Linked DNA regions of Homo sapiens: region 2 is linked to region 1. Evidence: read pairs that join two places in POLR2A ChIA-PET (ENCODE). Cell type or tissue: MCF 10A. All regions are shown on one strand. Each heading gives the region's core, and the rest is flanking DNA. Links, peaks and the distances in the headings are about the cores only. Region 1 has its middle 12 kb from the start of AHCY. Region 2 overlaps ITCH (itchy E3 ubiquitin protein ligase).

The links. Peaks named below come from ENCODE experiments on the same cell type or tissue, not always from the same donor. Only the 100,000 strongest peaks of a DNase experiment are listed, where the experiment ranks them.
Region 2: POLR2A ChIA-PET joins it to region 1 with 10 read pairs; 10 of 35 experiments call an interaction of 5 or more read pairs at or near these places.

The regions. Positions count from the first base shown.
Region 1 is chr20:34,312,513-34,317,893 of GRCh38, reverse strand. No RefSeq gene overlaps it. Among named protein-coding and RNA genes, the nearest start is that of AHCY, 12 kb to the right of the region's middle. In MCF 10A, for the core only: a CTCF peak has its summit at 5,042 (motif pointing left); DNase peaks (open chromatin) are centred at 1,493, 3,213 and 5,023.
Region 2 is chr20:34,448,686-34,454,066 of GRCh38, reverse strand. ITCH (itchy E3 ubiquitin protein ligase) reads right to left here. Exons shown (of 25, transcript NM_031483.7): 12 at 4,587-4,656. Among named protein-coding and RNA genes, the nearest start is that of MIR644A, 15 kb to the left of the region's middle. In MCF 10A, for the core only: no CTCF peak of the experiment used is centred there; no DNase peak of the experiment used is centred there.

The sequences.
Region 1 (5,381 bases), core at 242-5,241:
GCTCTCTCTCTTAGGATGCTTATCCTTGGAACCCTTGGAACCCAGCTACCATGCTGTGTGGAAGCCCAGGCCACATGGAGAATCCACATATCATATCCTTGCTGGAAGCCCCATCTGAGGTCCCAGGTAGCCAGCATCAACTGGCTATCAGGAGATCTTCAAGCTGACTCCAGCCCAGCCACCACCAGACTGCAGCCATATGAGAGACCTTGAGCAAGAATGGCCTAGCTGAGTCCAATCAATGCTCCCTCCCCAAGAAACAAAAGAAATGAATAATAAATGATTGTTGTGGCCAGGCCTGGTGGCTCATGCCTGTAATCCCAACACTTCGGGAGGCCAAGGCAGGTGGATCGTGAGGTCAGGAGTTCAAGACCAGCCTGGCCAAGATGGTGAAACCCCATCCCTACTAAAAATACAAAAATGAACCAGGCACCAGTAATCTCAGCTACTTGGGAGGCTGAGGCAGAGAATCACTTAAACCCGGGAGGCGGAGGTTGCAGTGACCTGACATTGCGCCACTGCACTCTAGCTTGGGTGACAGAGCGAGACTCCGTCTCAGAAAATAATAAATAAATAAATAAATAAATAAATAATTGTTTTATGCCAATAAATATGGGTGGTTTGTTATGCAGCAAAGAATCACTGAGGCCAGGGCAGAGAATTACCCACAATCAGCCTCAGACCATGATGGGGAGGTGATGCCAATCTTTGTCCCTTTCTGGACCCTCTGCTTTTACCCCCAAGGTCCAGGATCTCAGACCACAACTCCCCATGATGGGCTCCTTCATAGCAAGTGAACACCGGCACAGCAATCTCCCTATATGGGCATGAGCTCTCCAGGCCCCAGGCTCTCATCCACAGTTGACTCTGTGGTACTTTAGGCAGGTGCTCATCCCTCAGTTTTCTCTTCTGTAAAATGCACTGTCTGATGATCCCAGCCCTGCCCACTCACACAGAGGCTATGAGGAGCCATCCTTGAAGCTGAAGTTTAAGGGGTTATTGTCAATGTTTGCATTTTAAGATCCAGGTTGGCAACTAGAACCACACAATGTCCTAAAAAGACATTTCAGGACTATCATATTCAGCATTCTATATATTATAGAAGGGGAAACTGAAATATTAATTGTGAACACAGTCCTGGCACTGAATAAATGCTTATGAATATGAGGAGGTGCGAGAAGGGAGAAACAGGCAGCACTGGCCGAAGGATCCAACTCTTATTTCTTGAGAAGCCTCACTACTGCCCTCCTCCTTCTCTCTGCTCCTACGGTTCCCTGCCCATCGCCCCTTCCCCTTTTGGGTTGCCCCTCTGCCCAGGCCTGGAATGGGCACCTGGTGTGAACTCCTGAACTTGGGATGCCAGCCCTGGCTGATTTGCCTCCCTAAAGGCTCACTCCACCATCCTCTCAAGAGCTGTTGCCTTAGAACACTTCCTCCATGTGCTTACAATAAAAGGCATTTGAGAAGAAACCCATGGCTCTCCAAGATGACTCATTTCCTGGGAGGCATTGGAGCCCTGGGGTGCTGGTTGGGATGACCGCCTGAGCCACTCTTGCTGTTGCCCTTAGCACTTCAGCCTTCTCCATATTCTCCACCTCCAAGGCAGGACAAGGGAAACTGAGTCACCAGAGTCACAAGATCAGGCTTCCGCCCCACCTATCTCCCCCATCTTCTCTTCCCCTTTCCATCTGTATTAGACTCCCAGAGCTGCCATTATGAAGTACCACGCATTTGGTGGCTTACAACAACAGAAATTTATTCTCTCACAGTTCTGGAAGCCAGAAGTCCAAAATCAAGGCATTGGCAGGGTGGGTTCCTTCTGGAGGCTCTGAGGAGAGTCTGTTCCCTGCTTCTATCCTGGTTTCTGGTGACTGCTGGCAATCCCAGGTTTCCTTGGCTTGTAGATGCATCACTCAATCTGCTTCTGTCTTCACCGTGTGGTCTTCTCTGTGTCTGTCTTCTTCCCTTTCCTTGTGTTGTAAGGACACTTGATGCTGGATTTAGGGGACACCTTAATCCAGAATTGTCTCAACTCAAAATCCTTAACTTAATTACATCCACAAAGACTTTTCTTCCAAATAAGGTCACATTTGCAGATTCTAGGTGAACATATCCTTTGGGAGGAGGGCCATCATTTAACTCAGAACACCTCTTTTCCCCGTATTTCTGGAATAAGGTAGAAAACCCTCCTAGTTCCTGGAAATTGGCAATTGACAGTGTTAGTGGTTCCTGGAGTAGCCCCTTCCTGTGGATCCTACTCCTGTTTTTGGCTGGATGGGTTCAACTCCATTAGGAAGAGAGCAGGGTATGTGAGGTGGCCTCACTGACATCAGCAATAGGAAGAAGACAAAAGGAGGAGATAGGTAAATCATAAGCAACACAAGAATCCTGCAACGTGAGGACATTGAATGTAGAGGAAAATGACTCAGTTGGTGCTATGCAAATGAGAACCAAGGTTATTTAATGACAACCAATGCTCATTGGGATGATCCTGGTCCACTGAGAAAACTTCAAGTCAGGGATCAACAACCGATATGGGCCAGGGATGGGGACATATGTTGGCCTCGAGAACTTATGCATCATTCAAAGAAGGCAGCTAACATTTAGCTCACCCACCCATTGCTATGACAACATAAGTCTAGTTGCTAGATAATTTTCTCAAGAGAAGCTGGAAATATGGGGCTCCATGCAAACTCCCCCAGTTTTTATATTTATTTATTTATTTGAGACAGAGTCTCGCTCTGTCGCCCAGGCTGGAGTGTAGTAGCATGATCTCTGCTCACTAAAAACTCCACCTCCCAGATACAAGTGATTCTCCTGCCTCAGCCTCCCAAGTAGCTGGGATTACAGGCGCCCGCCACCATGCCTGGCTAATTTTCATATTTTTAGTAGAGATAGGGTTTCGCCATGTTGGCCAGGCTGGTCTTGAACTCCTGACCTCAGGTGATCCTCCTGCCTCGGCCTCCCAAAGCGCTGGGATTACAGGCGTGAGCCTCTGTGCCCAGCTATTTTGTCCCCACTTTCTTACTCTGCCATGACTTTGCAAATGTGATTCCCACACCTGCACAGTTCTCTCTCTACCTGACTCATTTTGAAGACTTTGGTGGACGCCTCTTCCTCTGAGAGGTTTCCACAGCCCCTAGGCCTAGTGAGTCACCCTCTCCCTCCACCTTGGACTCTCTGCTCTGACCTGCCCTGGCATCCATGATCTGTGTCGTGAACATTGGTGAGTCTTTTTTCCCCACTGGCTAGGAAATTCCTTGAGAGCAGGGCCCAGGTCTGAGTCATCTGTGTTGCCTGCCCTGAGTGGGCAGTTAACAATGTTTGTGGGATCAATGGAAGGGAAGAGGAAGGGAGTGGTGTCACAAACAGCTCTCAGATTACTAGCTGAATCTTGGGCTCCAGGTATCTGGCAGTTAAAGCACAGGTCAATGTTATAGGGATGATCTTAGCCGGATGTGGTGGCTCACGCCTGTAACCCCAGCACTTTGGGAGGCCAAGGTGGGAGGATCGCTTAAGCCCAGGAGTTTGAGATCAGTATTGGCAACATAGTGAGACCCTTACTCTACAAAAATTTTTTAAAAAATAAAAAGAGCTGATTTTTGTCTAACCTAACAGAGTGTGTGCAAAGGTGAGGGTCTGAATATGTGTGAGTACTTGAGAATGTGTGAATGTATGTATGAAGTGTATGAGTGTGGATATACATGTGTGTGTGTTTGAGACGGAGTCTCGCTGTGTCGCCCAGGCTGGAGTGCAGTGGTGCGATCTTGGCTCACGGCGACCTCTTCCGCTGGGTTCAAGCTATTCTCCTGCCTCAGCCTTCTAAGTAAGTAGCTGGGTCTACAGGTGTGTACCAGCATGCCCCGCTAATTTTTGTATTTTTAGTAGAGACGGGTTTCACCATGTTGGCCAGGCTGGTCTCGAACTCCTGACCTTCAGTGATCCACCTGCCTTGGCCTCCCAAAGTGCTGGGATTACAGGCATGAGCCACCGCACCTGGCCTTATTTCTGTAGTATGTATGTACATAGGTGCATGAGCATGAGTATTCGTGTGTGATGGTGGGATGTGTGAATGAGTATGTGTTTGAAGGTTTGTATGGATGTATCTGTAGGTGTAAACATGTTCACTGAATGGAACTCCATGGGAGCAGGGACTTTGTCTTGTCCTGTTTTTTTGTCCTTGCCTCTAGCACACTCAAATGAACATGTCTGGCATGGGGGTTGCAGCAGGGAGCATGATTGCAGGAAGGGTAGCCCAGTGGTTACCAGCAGCGACTCTGGAGTCAGACAGCATTGGTGCTTCCTAACTGTGGGCAAATCAACCACTAGGAGCCTCAGTTTTTCCATGTGTTAAATGGGTACCTACCTTATAGGGTAGCATCTATAAAGTAGGGCAACATCTACCTTACAGGGAAGTTCAAAGAGCTTAGAATTGTGTGTGGAGCATTGGATATAATAAATTTGGACTAGTATCATTATCCTGGGTGTCACTGTCAACACCCAGCAGTCCCAACAATGTGGCTTATGCCTGTAGTCCCAGCACTTGGGAGGCCGAGGTGGAAGGATTGCTTGACCCCAGGAGTTTGAGACCAGCCTGAGCAACATAGTGAGACTTTGTCTCAAAAAAAAAAAAAAAAAAAAAAAAAAAAAGCTGGATGTGGTGATGCATGCTTGTAGTCCCAGCTACTGGGGAGGCTGAAGCAGGAGGATTGCTTGAGCTCAGGAGTTTGAGGCTACAGTGATCTCTGATGGTGCCATAGCATTCCGGCCTGAACAAGAGTGACACCCTGGCTCAACAAAACAGAACAGAACAAAAACATCCCGACAAATGCTTCCAAGGGCTAAAGCCCCTTCAAAACAAGTCCAAAGACCACTTACTAGCAACATTCATTGCTCTTCTCTGAACCTCAGTTTCTTCCTATGGGAGGGAGCGATAAGCTGTACTTTGCTTTCTCCCAGGGCAGCTGGGAGGTTATCATCACAGCGCTCCAAATCCTGCCCCTGGAGGGAAGAGTTTGCACTGCAGCAGTCTGAAGCCAAAGCTGGGAGCAGGGTGCCCTCTCCTGGCACAGTGGAGTCAAGGGCGACTCCAGCTGCAGGGCACAGGCTGACCTCGGAGGTCCAGGGGTGCTATCCGCAAAGGAAGGTGGGCAAAATGGAGCCGTCTGGGGAGGGCACCTTACAGCTCCCTACTCTTGCAGCGTGGAGCCCGTGCTCCCTTTCTGTGGACTGAGCTCCTCTGCCTCAGATCTCGCTCCAAGGACGTCTCCCACCCTGCCCCCGCCCCGTCAGACTGGACCAACCCCCCACTCCTCCCCATTACAAGTTCTCAGAGTGTTCCTTTTGCTTTTCTATCATCTGAGAAATGAAGGGCAGGGGCA
Region 2 (5,381 bases), core at 82-5,081, 140 kb before region 1:
TCGCATTAAATTTTAAAAATTTATTTGCAGAATCCAGAATTCTCTCTTTGTTCTTCTTCTTCTTTTTTGAGACGGAGCCTTGCTCTGTCACCCAGGCTGGACTGGAGTGCAGTGGCGCGATCTCAGCTCACTGCAGCCTCGACCTCTCAGGTTTAAGCAATTCTCCTGCCTCAGCCTCCCAAATAGCTGGTACTACAGACGTCCACCACCACTCCCAGCTAATTTTTGTATTTTTTGTGGAGACAGCATTTCACCATGTTGGCCAGGCTGATCACGAACTCCTGACCTCAGGTGATTCACCCGCCTCGACCTCCCAAAGTGCTGGAATTACAGGCATGAGCCACCGTACCCAGCCAGAATTCTCTTTCTTGTTTAAAAATATATATCCAAATAATTTTTATAACCTAAAAATAATACCCTAAGTATATAGCTGAGCACATACTCAACTTTTTTCTCTCTCTTTTGGTTTTTTGAAAGAGTATCACTCTGTTGTCCAGGCTGGAGTGCAGTGATACAATCACAGCGCACTATAGCCTTGACCTCCGGGGCTCAAGCAACCCTCCCACTTCAGCCACCCAAGTAGCTGGAACTACAGGCATGCCACACCCAACTAATTTTTGTATTTTTTGTAAAGATGGGGTTTCACCATGTTGCCCCAGCCTGGTATCGAACTCCTGGACACAAGCCTTGGCCTCCCAAAGTACTGGGATTACAGGCGTGAGCCACTGTAATGGCCATTCATCTTTTATCTGTCAGCAAAGTTCAGATTTCAGGCCAAGATTTTCCTTTCAGAAGATAACATGAGGCAAGAGAAAATTAATAGCAAACATTTTTCTCATATATATTCTAAGTATATGCTGCTGAGATCAGCCTTGACACATTTGTGAACTGAAGGCTCATCTACTTAATGAGAGGAAGTGCTGTGGCTGTAGAACGGATTTCTGACTTTGTTGAAAAATCACATAATAAACAATACTGAAATTACTGAACATCAAATCCAAATGCAGATTAGAACACTTCCTGACTTGATGAATAAAACAGTAAAAAACAGACACTTCTTGTCATTCTATGTATTCTTTCACAGTAACTAGGAAAATGAGAGAATATCTTCATACTTGATTGGCGAAGCACCTATACAAAGCCCTATTAAATAATACTGGTGAACCAAAAGTATTCTTTGTTCTTTATCCTCTATAGTATGTTCATGTGTTAAAAATTCTTCACTGCCTAGCTAGGCATCGTGGCACAAAACTGTAATTCCAGCTACTCAGGAGGCTGAGGCATTGCTTGAGGCCAGGAGTTCAAAGCTGTAGTGTGCAATTACTATGCTGGAGAACAGCCACTGCACCCCAGCCTGGGCAACACAGGGAGACCCCCATCTCTAAAAAACCAATTATTCACTGAGCCTATGAGGTAGGAATGTCTAGTCCCAGCATATAAAAGTCTGAAAGGGTGCAAGCTGTAAGATGGGATTCTATCAACCTGGGTCAATCCTGAAGGTATGTTGGGTGGGTTGCTTCATCTGATATACTACCAGTGCTGTCACTGGTTCTACAAGTAAGGTATATGCCCCAAAGGCAGCAAGTCATAAAGCAGTGCTCAGTCTGAGTAGGATAATCATAAACATCTGTAGCACTACTTCAACATGAGGAATGTGAAACCTAAAAATAAGCAGACTGTAAAATAGCAGAACAAGACTCTAATAACCTGGCTAAGCTGGATCTTTAACACAGTATTTTAGCAAAGTGTTGTTGGCTAAAGTAAAAATGAGAAAGATCTGGATGATAAAGAAAATGATGAATACAGAAGGCAAGGACCAACTTGCAGGAAAGACTTTTCTGATAAAGGAAACGCAGCTCACAATTCAGCTTTCTATAAGCAAGAGGCATTTTTTTCTACACCTGCCCTAGAGAAGGAGTAAAACAGTTTTGTTTCTGACCATAACCATGAAGCAGGTCATAGTTTTTCTGCAACTTTTTTTTTTTTTTTTTTTTTTTGAGACAGGGTCTCACTCTGTTGCCCAGGCTGAAGCACAGTGGCAAAATCTTGGCCTACTTGCAGCCTTGACTTCCCAGGCTCAGGTGATCCTCCCACCTCAGCCTCCCAAGAAACTGGGATTAGGAGGTGTTCCACCACACCCAGATTATTTTTTGTATTTTTTTATAGAGACAGGTTTTCGCTATGTTGCCCAGGCTGATCTCCAACTCCCGGGCTCAAGCAATGTTCCCACTTCAGCCTCCCAAAGCGCTGAGATGACAGGTGTGAGCCACCATGCCTGGCCTGCAATAAAATTAAGAGGATAAATACATATCCTTTGGATATATCATTTTAGTGCATGAGTTTTTTTCTCCTTCTCTAACATAAGACATACAACTCTAGAAATAAAGCTGGGAAACTCTAGAAATAAAACCATCCATGTCTGGGAATGCAATCTGACAGGTTAAGTTTAATATGCCTTGTAAGGGCAACATCCCCTCTTCTAAAGTACTTCATACTAACCATTCACTGACCACTCTTAGGCTTCAGTAGAGACAGAGGACTCCTTAACTCCAGGCTGCCAAGCTTTGGTAAAGACAGAAATTCACAACTTGCTTTCTTCTTTTTTTTGAGACAGGGTCTTGCTCTCTCACCCGGGCTGGAGTGCAATAGTGTGATCTCGACTCTCTGAAGCCTCAAACTCCCAAGCTCAAGCGATCCTCCCACGTCAGCCTCAAGAGTAGCTGGGACTATAGGCAAGCACCACCATGCCTGGCTAATTTCTTTTTTTTTTTTTTTTTGAGACGGAGTCTCGCTCTGTCGCCTATGCTGGAGTGCAATGGCGCGATCTTGGCTCACTGCAACCTCCGCCTCCCGGGTTCAAGTGACTCTCCTGCCTCAGCCTCCTGAGCAGCTGGGATTACAGGCACGGGCCACCAAGCCCACCTAATTTTTTTGTATTTTTAGTAGAGACAGGGTTTCACCATGTTGGTCAGGCTGGTCTTGAACTCCTGAACTGAAGCGATTCACCTGCCTCAGCCTCCTAAAGTGTTAGGATTATAAGTGTAAGTCACTGCATCGGGCCCACAACTTTCATATGTCCTCCTGTTGTTATAAGCTAATAACAGTAACAGTTATATGTATAGCCTAATACATTTTTTACCTTTTTGACTCACAGAAGTGTTTTGAGAATAGATACCTTTAAATAAGAGCAATGAGATTTCTCAAAGAAAAGCTTATACCCCCAGTAGCATTTATTAACCAGACTCATGTGATCTTGACACACCAACATTTTTTCTCCATAACTCAGTACTGCTAGAACAATGTATCTTGGGGACCAACTTTTCCCAATCTAGAAATATCACTTTCTGAATTTATCCCAATATTATGAAGTATCTTCAGCTCTTGAAGACAAAACTCTGGTTCCACAATGGGCTTTATGTTGTTTTCCACTTTCTATTATAATATATTATTATCTTGCTTCTATGCAAAACTTTCTATACTGCCATCTTTATTCTGAAACCTTGCTATATAATGCTGTGAGTATTACATAACACTATAAAATAGAACCTAGTAGGGTAGGTCCAGCTTAAAGTCTATTAAGGTCTATTTTAATAACTAAGGTATCAGATATACTCAATAACAGCACATGCTCTTGAGCTCCATGGTGTAGGGCATGAAGTTGACACCTTCACATGTGCTCCTTCCACTCTTCTATCAGATAATGCCAACTTAACCAAACTCTGAACCTTGTTTTAGGAGAACCAATGTGATTACAATTTTTTAAAAAGCTTTTTATTTTGAATTAATTATTACTCACAGGATGTAAAAAATTGCACAAAAAGTCTCACATATACTTCATTTTTCTCCGATGGTGACATCTTATATAACTACGTACAGCATCAAAACCACAGAAGTGGCATTGGTACATTATTGTTAACCACAAACATTGTTAAATTTTCACCATGTTTAAAAGCTGAATTCATTTCTGTAAATATATAGTTCTATGCATTATCTCATGTATACATTATTAATGTAATCACCTATTACCAAAATCAAGATACAGAATCATCTTGTGGATCTTGATGGAATCAAGATGATGGAATCATCATCATCACGTAAAACCCCCTTATGTTACCTTTTAATATTTGAATCCACTTCCCACCTACCCTGTTTCCTGACAAGTACTAATATGTTCTCCATCTCTAGTTTTGTCATTTTGAGAATGTTATATGAATTGAATCACACAGGTTGTGATCTTTTGAGACTGACTTTCTTCATCAAGCAAATTACTCTTGAAGTCCACCCAGACCTACTGGTGTATCAATAGCCCATTCCTTTTTTATTGCTGGGTGATCAGTATCTTTAAACTGTAGAAGAGTAAAATAATTATGAGCGTCAATAAAAGTTTATAAAGAGTCCACTTAATGTTTGGGGAATTTAATGCCTATTTGTGAATTAAACTGATATATATATTAAAAAAAAACTTCCCAGACATTCACTCAAGCAAGAGCACAGTATCAGACATAAATATCTGTTTTAAAATGACACAATTGGAAGAGAACAAAAATGAAATGACAGAACTCCATGAAGAAACTCATGTGACTTACCCCATCCAGGTGGCAATGGACCAAGAGGATCAAATTCTTTACTTTGTGATGTAGCAAATAAATCTTGATTCTAAAAAGAACCAAAAAGTGATGAAACTATTAACAACTTAACAACTTATCTGACAGCAAGCTTATGAGTTCTGATTTCCCTTCCCTGGCAATGTATAACACAGAGAGTTTGTATCTTAAAGAAGTGTCACATGGTTATGGATAAATGCCAATATACTTTGGTTTGGTTTAAAAAAAACCGGTGCAAACATTACCTAACATTTAAAATTATTTAAAATTAAAATACTACACATATATGTAATCCTCATCCCCAAAATGACCATTTTTCCTTTGTGCTACAAATTTTACATCAATAATATAAAAATTAGAAAAATATATAACCCCCCCAAAAGTCATTTACAATACCAGTACCCAGAATCATCATATGACTATGAAAAATATTATATGTGTAACTCAAAAACAGAAGATCAAATACAGAACATGTGACATACAAAGAATTATGAGAAGAGAGTTGGGGGAACAGGAAGAGTGGGCTGCCAGATGAGTGGAAGGAAAGGTTTCCAGCTGGAAAGTGTTAATGAGCCTAGAACTGTATGGAAGACTTCTTAAAAGTTCTGTTTCCAATGATCACATTGGTGGAGAGAAAGATTTGGCTAGATAAGATGAAAGCAAAGTAAGAGTCAACCTTTGGAAAAAGAAAACAAAAGTCACACCGACTCTGTGTAGAGATATTAAGTCTGTTTTGATTTAAATGTATAATTAAGTAGAGATAATTACATGGTCACC